Regions from separate parts of the Homo sapiens genome. Here all the other regions are linked to region 1. The links are chromatin contacts, found by Hi-C or POLR2A ChIA-PET in ENCODE. All regions are on one chromosome and are shown on one strand. The core of a region is the stretch at or near the end of the contact, and the rest is flanking DNA. Distances in the headings are between cores, read along the strand shown. Region 1 has its middle 46 kb from the start of TLE3. Region 2 has its middle 71 kb from the start of LINC02205. Region 3 overlaps LOC107984781 (a long non-coding RNA gene).

Evidence for each region. A loop is a pair of places that touch in the nucleus more often than their neighbours do. ChIA-PET counts read pairs that join two places held with the same protein, here RNA polymerase II (POLR2A). Pooled maps may share reads with other maps.
Region 2: a map of Right ventricle myocardium inferior shows a loop between it and region 1 (14-fold over the local background). The contact joins two enhancer-like sites. A Hi-C loop is called at or near these places in 2 of 168 maps with a recorded cell type or tissue (Right ventricle myocardium inferior and lower leg skin) and 9 of 50 pooled maps. POLR2A ChIA-PET finds 5 or more read pairs at or near these places in 1 of 52 experiments (Panc1).
Region 3: a pooled map shows a loop between it and region 1 (3-fold over the local background). The contact joins two enhancer-like sites. A Hi-C loop is called at or near these places in 1 of 168 maps with a recorded cell type or tissue (CD14-positive monocyte) and 2 of 50 pooled maps. POLR2A ChIA-PET finds 5 or more read pairs at or near these places in 1 of 52 experiments (activated naive CD4-positive, alpha-beta T cell).

Annotation. Positions count from the first base shown.
Region 1 is chr15:70,141,294-70,145,839 of GRCh38, forward strand. No RefSeq gene overlaps it. Among named protein-coding and RNA genes, the nearest start is that of TLE3, 46 kb to the left of the region's middle. RefSeq lists an enhancer at 1-12. Within about 2 kb of position 1,543, at least 12 of the 41 ENCODE cell types and tissues checked have a DNase peak (open chromatin) inside an H3K27ac peak, as active enhancers do; they include CD14-positive monocyte, where a contact is called at or near this core.
Region 2 is chr15:70,432,451-70,437,282 of GRCh38, forward strand. No RefSeq gene overlaps it. Among named protein-coding and RNA genes, the nearest start is that of LINC02205, 71 kb to the right of the region's middle. RefSeq lists a silencer at 3,009-3,212 and an enhancer at 4,023-4,072. Within about 2 kb of position 3,086, at least 4 of the 41 ENCODE cell types and tissues checked have a DNase peak (open chromatin) inside an H3K27ac peak, as active enhancers do.
Region 3 is chr15:70,525,706-70,530,039 of GRCh38, forward strand. It overlaps LOC107984781 (a long non-coding RNA gene), which reads right to left. Exons shown (of 2, transcript XR_007064698.1): 2 at 2,968-3,529. Among named protein-coding and RNA genes, the nearest start is that of LINC02205, 22 kb to the left of the region's middle. RefSeq lists an enhancer at 2,753-2,802. Within about 2 kb of position 2,691, at least 7 of the 41 ENCODE cell types and tissues checked have a DNase peak (open chromatin) inside an H3K27ac peak, as active enhancers do; they include CD14-positive monocyte, where a contact is called at or near this core.

The sequences.
Region 1 (4,546 bases), core at 293-2,792:
AGTGCTTTGTCAGAGGCTTTCTGCACAGTCGTGGGAGTGGGAAAAGGAAGCACTTGCCTCTTCAGGGGCCCTATGGAAGAGGGGGCCAGCAAGCTAAATCTGGAGAGAAGAGATAGCATTTGCCAGGTGGGCAGAAGGGACAGCACCTGTGGCCAGCCAGACCCTGCAAGCTGTGTTTGTTGTGGTCACTGAGTGGGCCTGAGTGCCGCAAAGTGAACCACTCACTCTGAGGTCTAGGTGGGGCTGTGGAACTTGGAGGATTTTAAGGAGCAGGGAGAATGAGCTAGGCACTCTCAAAGGCTCAGGTAGATGTGGAGGGGGCATGGAGCAGACACAGATTAGCCTGTCCTGACCTCTCTTAGCACATCAGACCCCAAGAGGACCCCGGTGACAATTTCTCAAGACCTCATGACAGCAGTGTGGGTAATGATGACACAGTGGTGGTGTCTCAAATGCACCCAAAACTTATCAGTGTCACTGTTTTTGACAGATCCATCCTTAGCCCAGGCCCAAGATGCAGGCATTTTCACTCCCATGGGACCCACGAGAAGAGTGGAGTGGTTCCACATCAGGAGAATGGGACGCTTTGCGGTGTGAGCCGGGGGAGGCCCTTTTGCTTCCCTCTATGGAGCTCAATTTTTTCAGCAGAAAATGAAGTGGACAGGATGATCCCTGAATTCTGGCTTGAACAAAAGCTCCCGCGTGGCGCTGAAGGTGGAGGTGGTTCGGCTCAAGGAATCTACCCTGTGAGCATGAGGAGTTGAGACAAGCCTGGGCTAGGAGAAGGACACCAGCCCATGACCCAGGCTAAGCTCTGTCATGGGCAGGATGTATAACCACCACAAGTCATTTCACTGCTATAAAATAGAGATAATAATCCCTCTCCTGTTCACTTATGGGCTTACTGTGAACATCAAATGAAATAACAAGCACAGAAGTGTTTAAATTGTAAGGTATGGTGTCAAGTTGAATCATCTTCTGGTTCTTGAACCACAGGGACCATTTAACCCAATTTCCTCATATTCCAGAAGAGGAAACAGAAGTTCAGAGTGGCTGTGACTCGTCCAGTGTTCTCTGTGGCAGAACTGAGACCAGCTCCTAGATGCGATCTCTTCTCTTTAACCACCGCTGTGGCTGCTATGATTCAGAGACCTGACAACATTTTGTCATAGAAAAAAATTCAACCACCTCCCCGCCGCCACCCCCCACCCTGCTGACCCTTGGCATGGAGTATCTCTCTGCCTTCAAAAGAAAAGAAGAAACAAATTCCAAACCCCAAACCCCACTAACTGCAGAGCAGCTGCTTCTCAGGGAAAGCGGCCACCCGGAATGTAACGCGGCAGAAACCGGTCTCACTGCCTGCCACCAAGCAAACGTGGCCTGTTCTGATGGCTCAGTGGCCAATGTCTTCCTGTCACCAAGCTCCTCCAAATCGCGGGGGAGATTGTTTTGACATTTGATTAGCCACAGAGTGTAACTTGTGAGTGCTTGAGCAAGCCGACTCTCAAGCAATGGCATCGCTGAGTGCTTTAGCCTGTTAGAGATACCATGTATCAGGGAAAGCGATGGCGGGCAGGGCTCCAAGAGGGAAGATAAGTGGGCTGTTGGGAGAAATTAATACGAAGAAAGGAAGCGGCGAATGAAGTCAAACGAAAACAGGGTCCTGTGATATCCATGACTCATAAATTTCATTGATACCCAGAATGTGAGTTCCCTGCTCTCCCTCGAGTTAGTAAACTGCTTGTCCTCAGGGTGACCCTGCGGGAAGATTCAGGGGCAGGAAGGAGGTGGGAGGAACAGGCTGGAAAGCCCGCATAACTTTTAGGTGGAGCTTGCACAAAATGCTTTCTCTCCTGCAGGGAAGAGCCTATGAAGATGGCCCTGAGAACAGATGAGTGCCTGCCTAGGGCGTGATTCAAGGGGGAAGAGGTCACCAAAGGAAGGCAGGAAGGTGATAATTGTGGGGGTGGGAATGGAGATTGGAGGGACCCAAGACAGAAGTCACAACTGAATCCTTATTTCTTTTTTTTTTTTTTTGAGATGGAGTCTCTCTCTGTCTCCCAGGCTGGAGTGCAGTGACGCGATCTCGGCTCACTGCAAGCTCTGCCTCCAGGGTTCACGCCATTCTCCTGCCTCAGCGTCTCCGAGTAGCTGGGATTACAGGCGCCTGCCACTACGCCCGGCTAATTTTTTGTGTTTCTAGTAGAGACGAGGTTTCACCGTGTTAGCCAGGATGGTCTCAATCTCCTGATCTCGTGATCCGCCCACCTTGGCCTCCCAAAGTGCTGGGATCACAAGCATGAGCCACCGCGCCCGGCCTGAATCCTTATTTCTTAGCAAGGTTGTTCAGGCCACCCTACTCCAAACTATTTATTGCCATGAGTCCCTTCATTATCTTTAACCACCATAAACCCCCTAATGTGAAAGACTGAGTCTGCCAAATGAATTAGGTTTTGCCGACAGCTCAGACCGTGGAGTTCCGTAAGCCTGCGGTGAGAGCTAAGTCTAATCTATGGGGGGTTCTCAGTAGGATGTTTGACATGTTGGAAACCACTTGGGGACCCCTCTGCTTTCTGCTGGACTCAACTTAGGCTGGCAGCTGTTGATCCTGTGCTGTCACCTCCACCCCTCCCGCCGGTGCCCATGCCTCGGGAGCCATGATGGAGAGAGGTCAGCAGGAAGGGGAGTGAAGTAGTGGGAAAGGCCTGGCCTGGGAAGCTGGGGAGGGGTGTGGTCCCAGAACATAAGGAGGGGGAAGACTAGGAGAGGTGTCATATCAGGGGACTTCCTGGAGCTGTGGATTTGCTAATGCTGCCCTCTCTTCACTCTAAGGCCCTGTCTGTGACATCAAGTGACCTCCCTATATTAGACTCTTGTGTGCAGAAAAGGCTATACCTTTGTAGCCAAGGAAAACCCATTTCAGTGGGCAGGAACCCACATCAGAGTCCGCAGGTAAGCACCCCTAGTAAGGCTAAATGAGGAATAGATTGGAAGATCCAAGAGATCTGGAAAAGGGGGCCTTTTATGAACCTTAGACGCAGGAACTGCCATTGCCCAAACCCAGCTCCAAACCCAGCTCAGCAGGATGGGGCCTCCCCATACTCCACCCCAAAGCCTGCAGTGGAAACCTCAGAACTGACCTTCCAGATTGACCAAGTTGGTAGTCTTAGCTCTAGATTGCACCTGAGGAAACTGAGGTACCTAGAAGTCAAGTAATTTGTTCAGCATTACATGCTGGACTCTACGTCCAGCTTTGTCTGATTCCAAGCCAGGGCTTGCAATGCTGCACCATGTACTGTGTGGAGGTTTTAGTGCACTTCAGAGTTTCTATAGCTATCTTCCCAACTATCCTGTGAGCACGTAGAAGGCAGAAGCAAAGTTTTCTTTACTATTTGCATGGCTTCATTTTAACACATTTACTGGGGGCTCACTTCATGTCGGGCATTGCGCGAGGTGGGAATAGCTACATGATATCATATTTGGGGCGTATGTTCAAGAATTTCAAGATGGTGACAGCAGAGCATGAAACCAAGTGCAGGGTCTTTCTGAGAGCAGCTCCCGAAGCCAGTCCAGTCATCAGAAGAGCAGAGAGAAGAGCACAAAACCAGACACAACTGCAGTGTCCTCTGAGAACGGGGACAGCTGTAGGCGCAGGGCTAAGGGAGCTCAGAGGAGAGCACTAAGCCCAACAAGCACTTGACTCGATGGCGATACTACACATTTGCAGCTTCTCAGCGGGTGCTGAGGAAAGCACCTCGGTGCACGTGACCTCACAGTGACATAATGAGGCAGACATTATTTATGTAACAAGAAAACAGCATAGATCCTATACTACCTACCAGATACTTCCCTCTTCCCCAAGCGTTTGTAACTATTAACCACTTTGCTCTTAATCTTTTGATGTAGTTGCTTTGTTATCCCCATTTTACAGAAAAAGAAGCTGAGGTTCAGAGACATTAAGTGACTTGGCAAAGTCGAAGCTTCAACCTCAGATTAGTCTGTTTCTGGGTCTAGAAGTTTTTCTACCAGAGCAGCACTTCCATGCAAGTAACCTCGGTGAATCAGCTTTAGAAAACATATGATACGCAGACATTGTGTGAAGGCCTCTGGGGTCCCCTCCTTGCTGGGATGAGATGACAGGTCCACAAGGGGGCCAGGGGCAGCTGGTGCCCAGGGAGGGGCTGCACAGTGAGCCCCAGGGCCTGCAGCTTAGAGAATCCTTTGTCTGAGGATCAGCATGTGTAGGGGTGGGACTGGTTAAAACAAACGATTGCACCTTTCCTCCTTTTAAAGGGGAAAACATTGGGAAATGAAATTAGAATAAAACGAAGGGGAGAAAAACATCCATTGTCCCAGTATCCAAATACTACCGCTGTTAATATGTTGAAATATTCCCTGCCAGTCTTGAGGGATGTGGGGAAAGTGTGCCTTCTTATATTTTGGGGGAAATGCAAAGTGGTATAACTTTTACTGGAAGCAATCTGGCAACATCTATTAAAATAAAAAAAGTATATACTCTTCAACTCAGCAGTCTAACTCCTGGGAA
Region 2 (4,832 bases), core at 1,836-4,335, 290 kb after region 1:
AAAAGTTGAAAATGCATTTAACACACCTGACCTACCGAACATCAGAGCTTAGCCTCCCCTATCCAAAACATGCTCAGAACACTTATATTAGCCTACAGTTGGGCAAAATGACCTAACAGAAAGCCAATTTCAAAATAAAGTGTTGAATATCTTATGTAATTTCCTGAATCTTGTACTAAAAGTGAAAAACAGAATGGTTGTATGGGTACTCAAAGTACAGTTTTTACTGAATACATATCACTTTTACAGTGGTTCAAATTGTAAGTTGAACCATTGTAAGTTGGGGACTGTCTGCGCTCTCATGATTGCGTAGATAAAGGGATGACAGATGAATGGATAGATGGATGAGTGAATGGATGAGTGGATAGCTGGATGGAATTATTTTTATACTTTTTACTCTTAAGTCATTGGAAAGAGACCAAAACAAAGGTCCCCTATGACATCAGAAAGTTAGAGGTTCCTGAGGCAAGGATGGATTTCGGAAGGCACAGCCTTCTGATGTATTGATGTATTCAATACTGCAAATGAGTAAAAATGATAAAGTTCCTGCAAAGTCCAGAAATCCAGATGGGTGTCTGCCCCTGGCCAAATACACATGATATATTCTTATTAATAAAGCCAGACTAGTGTCCTCAAATTATTCAAGGAATACATTTGCCCACCCACAGCAGTGGGGGAAGCGATTACTTATTAATAAAGCAATAGCTAAATCTAATTATATCCCCATCAGAGGCAGCTGGTAATAAAACCAGGCTGGTCTTCCAGAGCTCGGTGACCCTGCTGACCTCAAATCAAAGTTTAAACCATCAGTCAGCTTCCAATGCATTCCCAGCACACCTACCAATTACGAGCGCCCTGGTGCCGCTGTCTGCCAGGGGTCAGAGGTCACCGCCTGCACTCGATAGCTGGGAGCTGGAATGGGGCTTTAGAAATCTCATTATCCTGTTAACCATACATTTATCTGACAAGATAAAAGAGACTAGGTGACCAAGCTATCATTAAAGATTAATAGAAAGTATAAAAAATTCAGCTGCAACCAGCATTGCTGTTTAGAGCTTGTGATCGGCATGACAGGGTTATTAATCAGGAAACCAAAAAGATTTCGGTCTTTGCTCTTGATATTTTCTATTTTTATTTTTAGTTTTGTTTTTTCCCTCCCTCTGTCTGAAGTCATTACCTCGTCTCCTATCACCCCAAACTGGAGGTCAAAGGAGACTCCTGCTAATTGGCTCTTCCGGCTTCAAATCATAACCCATTGGGCTAATTAGAAAATTGCCAGGACTCAAGGTGACATGGGATGCAGCAGGGGACGCTGGTGGACTGGGACAGCGGTGCCAGCTGCTTATTGGGCTGCCGCCCTTCTCGCGTGCCAGGCCTGTTAATCAGCAGGGGAAATCAATACATTTTAAATTTAATTCAGTCCTGTAAGGCACACCCAAGCCCCAAGATGATTTCTCCTCATTCGTGATTCCATTTCAGTTTTACATGAAAGATTTTCAACCCACGCCTACCCAGGAATCAGAGGGCAAGCTCTGTTTTTAAGGCTTAGGGATTCTTTTTATTCTTTCTAGTTCTCTCTTATCGCCCACCCACCCCTGCCGACCAGCGTCCTCCCCACGGCATCCTCCTTCGCCTTTTTGATCATAAATCAATGTCCTTTTCCTCTGCTGCCCTGGAAGATGCAAGCTTAGATGACAACTCAGCTGTTCCCCTTCCGCCCCCAGGGCCAAGGCAAAGAGAAGCCAGGAAGATGAGCCAGTGAGGGAAGGTAGAGGGTTTCCAGAGCAAAGAGGCAGCTTTAGTCAACCCGTGGAAGGGACTTGCAGACCCGGACGATCCTTAGAAGGCTGATCAGGAAGCGACATTGACCAGGGGTGCCTGGCATTCTTCCCTGCCCTGGGATCAGCGTGGCCTCAGGAGTGCACCCAACAATGCCATCAGGCTGCCAGGACCCTCTACTGCCAGCTGGGTGACCTTAGGAAAGTCAGCTGGCCTCTCTGAGCCTGCTTCCCTGGGTGGACAATGGGGAAAACCCCTCCTTCTTGGGGTTGTTTGAAGATCAAATGGAATTCTTGAGCACAATCTCTTCCATTGTAATGGCTTCCTGGCTTGCTCCTACTTCCTCCCTGCTCCATTAAAGCTTAATCTGATAAATCAATTAAGGATAAAATACTATTGGCTGACCTCTGGTTAGTTGCCAGAGTTCAAGGACAACAATTTATTCCTCTGTGCATCTTCCTACCCCCAACCACCCCCCCGCTCCACCCGCGCGCGCGCGCGCGCACACACACACACACACACACACACACACACACACACACAGTGAATTGTCTAATGGCCTCTTCTTCCAGATAGGAGACACTCTTTGTGCCTCCATAAATGTAGCCTGGCACCAGTAAGTCCTGTATAAGTACTTAGTAGATAAAGGAATGAAAGCCTGGCCAGAGGGAAAATCCAAACCTCCTGCTAGGAGGAAAGCCAAAGGTCAAAGTTGGGTAAATAGGGGAAAGGAACCAGCCCCAGTAGCCAAGGTAGGTGAAACAGAAAGAAAAATCAGTAGAGAAGAGACAGGTTGGGAAGAGGAGTACAAGGTAGGTCAGGAGAGTTGTCCAGGTCATGCAATGAACAAGGTCTTCTGGGCTTTGAAAGACACATGACTGTAGCTCTGTGGCTTAAGGCTGGACTTCATGGTTTCTAGGACCAGACTGCTCTGGAGACCATGGAAATTGCACTGCCCAGCTGCGTGCTGGGGAGTCCTGGTGAAAAGACTGTTTCATTCCACTGAGAAGCCAAGGAAGCAAAGACGCGAAAGGGAGAAATAGGGAGGTTTCTGAGCAAGAGTGGCAAGAGGAAAGTGCTATTTCAGGGAACAAATGATTAGTGATGTTACACAGAACAGGTCAGAGGAGGAAAGAATGCAATTGGGGAAACTAGTGAGGATGCGGCCCAGGGAAGACTCAATGAAGACTGAGGCCAGGGTGACGAGGGTGGGAAAGGACACAAAAGAAGTAAACAAGAAAGGAAATCAAGACACAGACTCCCTCTCTGTGCTCCTCAGCCTGCTTCTCACCTTCCCTGCACCTGTCTCAGCCAAAGCCAGCCCTCAGGGCCCTCCCAGCCCCATGCCCCCGGGGCCAGGCCCAGTTACATCAGGTAAATAAAAAGGAAGTATGTGGTTTCTTCTTTCATTTCTCTCTCCTGACTTCCTCTGACTGCCAAAATTTGTCTGTCCCATCTGCAAAAATGTGACATTTTATATTCAAAGCAGTGCATGTCTAGTTATTTACTAGATGTGCAGCTAAGACATAATTACATTTAAAGTATTTTCCCCCAGGAATAGTCTTCCTTTAAGCAACAGTGCTCATTGTTTGAAGATCCTACATTTGGCGAAAAGAGTTCATAATTGCCTTGTAAACAGGTCTTGCAGACAGACACAGCAACAGCTACTTCTAAAACCTCCTGGAAGATTCTGGGGCTGAGAAAGTTGTGTATCTGTGTGTCTGCACATGTGTGGGTCCATGTGTCTGTGCATGTCCATTTGTGTGGGTGTGTTCTAGGTATGTGTGTGTGTGAGAGAGAGAGAGCACGTGTTTATGGAACACACGTCTGTGTCTTGTGTGTTGTGGAGGGGCAGAGCATGAAGAAGGAAACTAGTGTCTATTGAGAGCCTACCATGTTGCAAGTGCTTTGGGCATGGCCTTATTTAATCTTCAAATATTCTTGTCTCAGTTTAACAGCTGAAGAAACTGAAACTTAGAGAAGTAAAAGAACTTGCCCCAAATTAATCTGCCCATAAGTTTCAGAGATAGAACTCTGCTTCTCATAGTCTGTCTAGTTTGTGCTAAAAAGACTGAAGAAATAAAAGTACCATGTTGTGTTTTCACTCAGTGGCATACTTCATATTTTCTCAGATTCATTCATATATAATCATGTATATATCATTTTCTGAGTCCCTCCTGTCCTAGGCATTGTGGTAGAAACCTTACATATGCAATCTAATGCAATGCTTACCACCTCTCTGGAAGCGGGTTTATTATTGCCATTTCAGAGATTTAAAAAAATGAGGCATCAAGGGATTAGGTAACTCCCCCTCACAGAGCTGTAATGCAAAGGCAGCTTTGTTCAACTCCAAAGCCCACGCTCTTGCCCTTACATCCCACAGACTGGCTTCATTATTACTCAGTTTTGAGTCTTGAGAATTTAGAGTCTAGGTAGGCAGGAAAAGCATACATGTGACAACCAGAGTTATCACATGGTGGTCTGTATGTGAAGGCCAGCAGCTACCTTACATCACCAAAACTCAGATTATCTCCATCTTCCTGCTCTGCTACCCTCAGTCTGTCGGCTGCCTCAGACTAGTTTTCCTCATGGTTACAAGACAGTTGCCAGAGTTCCAAGCATTGCAAACAGCCTTGACTATACCCAGTGAAAGAAGGTAGACTAGTTAATTCTTATTTCTCTGTCTTTTTTCCTCTTTTTAAATCTTCATTTATTTTATTTTATTTCTACTATATCCTTCTAACTTTTTGTCTGTGTGTATACATAGAGGAAGTTTGGGAAGATGTTTACCTGTTGAAAAGGCATCTTTGTGTACTTTGATGCATGGTTTGATTTGTTTTTGTAATGAACATACAGAATTTTTTAGAAAAAATAGTATCTTTTAAAAAATGATGTCAGTATTCAAAAGAAATGAAACTAATCTCACAGTGTCATTCACCTGCTTAAGGTGCATCATTGGCTTCCCCACCACAGACCGGATGAAGGACAAACTCTATGGCAGTTTATAAGCCCTTCTGTCATGTGGCCTCTGTGTTCCTGCCGGAGGACTTTGG
Region 3 (4,334 bases), core at 1,441-3,940, 390 kb after region 1:
TAAGTGACTTACCCAAGGTAACACAGTCACTGAATCCCTAACTCCTGGTCCAGAATTCTTATAATAAGTGTCGAGCCCAATACCTGCAATACCTCATAAACTCAATGCATTCTAATCTTCACACCACCATCCCTTTGCCTGTGCAGTCTGTGGGCAGAGCTGAGGCTAATTCCCTCTTTATCAGTTATTCCTGCACTTGAGATATTTGAGTTAAGAACCTACCTCTTAGGGCATCCAGCCAATTGCAAAGAGAAGTCAGCACCCAGTGCCTCTATTTCTTATCACAGGTTGATGTCGAATCTATGCCTGGGGCATCAAGGGATGTTAGTTGGCTGGAAACTTACACAGTGAATGAACGAGTATATTCCCGCACACCTCCAGTGATAGGAAACTGTGACATTTTCAGATAAAATCAACGTTGAGAAAATGTTCCCAACTCATTCTGCTTCTGCCTTCTCCTCGTGGGTCCTAGTGAGGTGTCGAGAGACCTCAGAGAACCAGTTCAATGCCTCTGCCCACATGGCCTCCCCCTATTTGAAGACAAACACTTTCACTGCAACAATATCCCTACAGAATGTAGGTCTTTCTGTTATTATCAGTCCTACTCTGGCTTGAACTGCTTAGCGTGGTGGAGGAAAGACATGTTTATGTTCTGTATTCGTCTCCCAGGTTGGAGTCAGAACCCTTACTTTATGTTAAGGCCATGTCTCCTTTCCATTTCTGGCTCCCTGGGGCCGAGGTCTCTGCCTTCCCCTTAATGAAGTCCATATAGCATCCAGATCTCCCCAGATGGGGACCTGCCTGGAACTGGCATCAGGCCAGGGCACATGCAGGAGTGCAGAGGAACATCCCTTGGGGGAAAATCCGCCTCTCCCTGTGCCACCCACACTTTGCAAATCACCCAAATAACTCTCTGCCCAGGAGCCACGTCTTTGCTGGGGGAAGGGCAGCTTAAATTGGTAGCTTCCGCACATAACAAGCTCAAGACCAGACAAAGCCTGCCGAACAGCCCCCGGGGGAACCAGTGGTTTTATGAGCCCATCATATTTACTATTATCCAATGAGTCATCGGCTGCGTGCTTTCATTTTGAGGCTGCAGGACGAATAGGCTCTCATCAGAGCCACTCTTAATCCATTATTTATGCCCGCTCTTTGTCCTCTCAATTGTACCTTTGCAGACAGGAGCTTCAGTCCACATCTACCAGCAGCATTTGCCAGACTAATGCACATCCTTAGTTCCAAAGTCTGTGGTGTTTAAAAATAGCAAACGAGGCAAACACTCTGATTATGAAATTTCTAGCTGATATTTCCCTTGCCTTTCATTAGGGAGAAAGCTAGCATTAAGTGAACCCACAAGTCCAACGGGTAGAAATAAGGAATACTGTGTTTTTGACTTCTGCTCAGATCCGTTTCCCAGGAAGCTTATGTGGGTCTTGGAACAACGGGGATCAACAATGTGAATATGTCTATTGTGCCTGCAGATCCCATTGCTAATGCCCGGGAAGGACAAGTAATTAGTTTATGAGTAAATTGTCCTCAAGTTTGCATTTCTAGTACAAGAACTAGTCACTAAGCTTTGAGAATTGACCTACGCATTTCATGCCATGGGAAAGAAAACATAAGGTTTGTGATTTAAAGTCACTCATTACTTTCTACAATGATGGATAAGCAGAGGACAATTCCCTTGGTAGCTAATTGTCCTACTGCTGCTTGTATCACTGCTCAGAAGGATGTGTTACCTGGGCTAGGCAGAAATCCAGCACCCTCATGGAGGCAACCCTGGAAACCCCTTGTGGGGTGCTCTATGCATGTCTGGGTGGGTATCGGGTGATGGATGGGACTGTGAGGGATGGGCAAAAACCAGGAAAGAATAACAGGGATAGAGCAGCAGATGGTGAAACAGAAGCACATGCTAGGCCCACTTGGATTCTCCCTGGAGTTTGAATCTGCAGCAGAGTGGCAAAAAGACAAAATGGTCGACACTCATTAGCCCTGGCAGTAGGAGCAGCAATGGCAACCCCTTAAGAACCTGTCCTTTCAGGCCAGGCGTGGTGCCTCACACCTGTAATCCCAGCAGTGTTTTTGTTTGTTTGTTTGTTTGTTTGTTTGAGATGGAGTCTTGCTCTGTCGCCCAGGCTGGAGTGCAGCGGAGCAATCTCAGCTCACTGCAAGCTCCGCTTCCTGGGTTCATGCCATTCTCCTACCTCAGCCTCCTGAGCACTTTGGGAGGCCGAGGCAAGCGGATCACTTGAGGCCAAGAGATTGAGACCAGCCTGGCCAACATGGCAAAGCTCCCCATCTCTACTAAAAATACAAAAATTAGCCAGGCATGGTGGCGTACACCTGTAATCCCAGCTACTCAGGAGGCTGAGGCATGAGAATTGCTTGAACCCGGGAGATGGAGGTTGCAGTGAGCTGAGATCACGCCACTGCATTTCAGCCTGAGTGACAGAGCGAGACTGTCTCAAAAAAAACAAAAAAACGAAAAAACAGTTCTTTTATCAATAGCTCCTGTTTCTGAGCCCCACACCCCACCCTGTTTGTGATCCCAATTCTAATTGCTCTGAGTTGGTTCTCTGCCCTCCATTCAGTTCCATGGGCTCTGCTACATGCTTCCAATAAACTCCTTAACGCCTACATTAGCCACAGGACTTCCTGTTGCTTACACTCAAAGCACTCTAGCAGATAAGAGCTGGAAAGTGAAAGCAAAACAGGAACATAACCCAAGATCAAAGGCCCAGTCGCCCAGAAGAAGGCTTGAATCAGAGAGGCAGGCACTGACCCAGGGCACAGGGTGCATGAAGCCGGGGGTGAGCGCCCAAAGGACAGGAGTGCATGCCTTGGAGCTCAGATGTCACCCTATCAGGCAGGTGACATTGTTGTTGACATCTTAGATCAGTGGAAGTCAACCGTGAGGCACCCCAACCTTGGTTCTTAATGGTGTCAGATACAATATGACAGGCCAGGTCTTAATCCGCCAAGTGTTTATTTTAATTTTGACCAATATGAGAGGTAATTTTGGAAGGTAAATAGGCATTTTTTTTTTTTTTTGGCCTAGGATGACTTGAATGTCACTGTAAGAAAGCAGGGCACTGGGTTAGAATTATATATTCATTCATTAAACAAACATTTATTGAGCTCCTCTTCTGTGCAAATATCTGCTCTGGGCGCTGGGGAGACCAAAGTGACTAAGTCATAGGCTCTGCTTCTGAGCATGAGGAGGGACGGCGGCCAGCACACAGCATGCCCCAGCAGTGCATGGTAAGGACCCAGAGACTGGAACACATGGAGTTCAGATGCAGAGAAACCTCTTTGAGCTGACAGGGTCAGGAAGGTGATGTGGGGCCAGCATTCAAGGTGCTCCTTGAGGGAAAGAGAAGGTTTCACTGACAGCAATTCCAGATGCAGAGGAGAAAAAGAAAAATGGCAAGTGGTCTGAATTGGCTGGCATGCCTCCAGGCCCAGGCAGGATGAGGAGGTAGGCTGACGTCAGATTGTGGAAGATCAGGCTGAGAAGTCTGCATTTTACCTGTAGTCAATGGAGAGCCAGTAACAATTTGGAGCTGGAGAGGGACATCATCAAAGCAGCAAACTGCAGAGAATCTTGTCAACAATCTGCTTAGCAGATTGGGGAGGGGAGAGTCTGAGCAAAGTTCAAGCTACTTGGAGGCTACTGCAATAGTCCAAGCAGGACCCTTCCCCTAAAGTGAACAACAGGAAGATGGAGATGAAAAACCCTGACGTGAGAGCTTGGCATTGAAAACTAGATGGGCATGGTAGGAGGGGGCAAGCCAGGGGGCCTCAGGGTTTAGACTAGAACGGTTTCTCAGTTCCATTCGAATAACACACATTTTCCTGGCACCTCCTATGTGCACAGCATGTGTTAGCAGGTGGTGAGATGGCAAGGAAAATACTGGAAGGCCCAGGTCCTTATAAAAGGCCAGGGCTTTTCTAAAATGTGCTCCATGCATCCACATCTCACCTTCATCATTAGTGAGTGGACACTGCACCTCTCAATTTCCCCACTGCCAGGTTACCTGAGTGGAGGCTTGGAGGCAAGAGAAGAGAATTGCAACCCAGAGGAAAAACTACAACTCTTGTTAGCAGTGGCTACTCCTTAGGCCTAGGGGTATAAACCCAACTCCCAGCCAAGGCCTTCATCTGGCTAGTTTATGCCCTGCCTTCTAGACTGCCTCTGACTCTTACCCCGGATTAACTTCACCCCAAAACAATTGACAAGGCCAGCCTCTATTTGTTTCAGAGCCACAGCTATACTCTGCAGAGTTTTAGCCCAGACAAAACACTCAGAAGAGTGCACTGTGCATTGTCCCAAA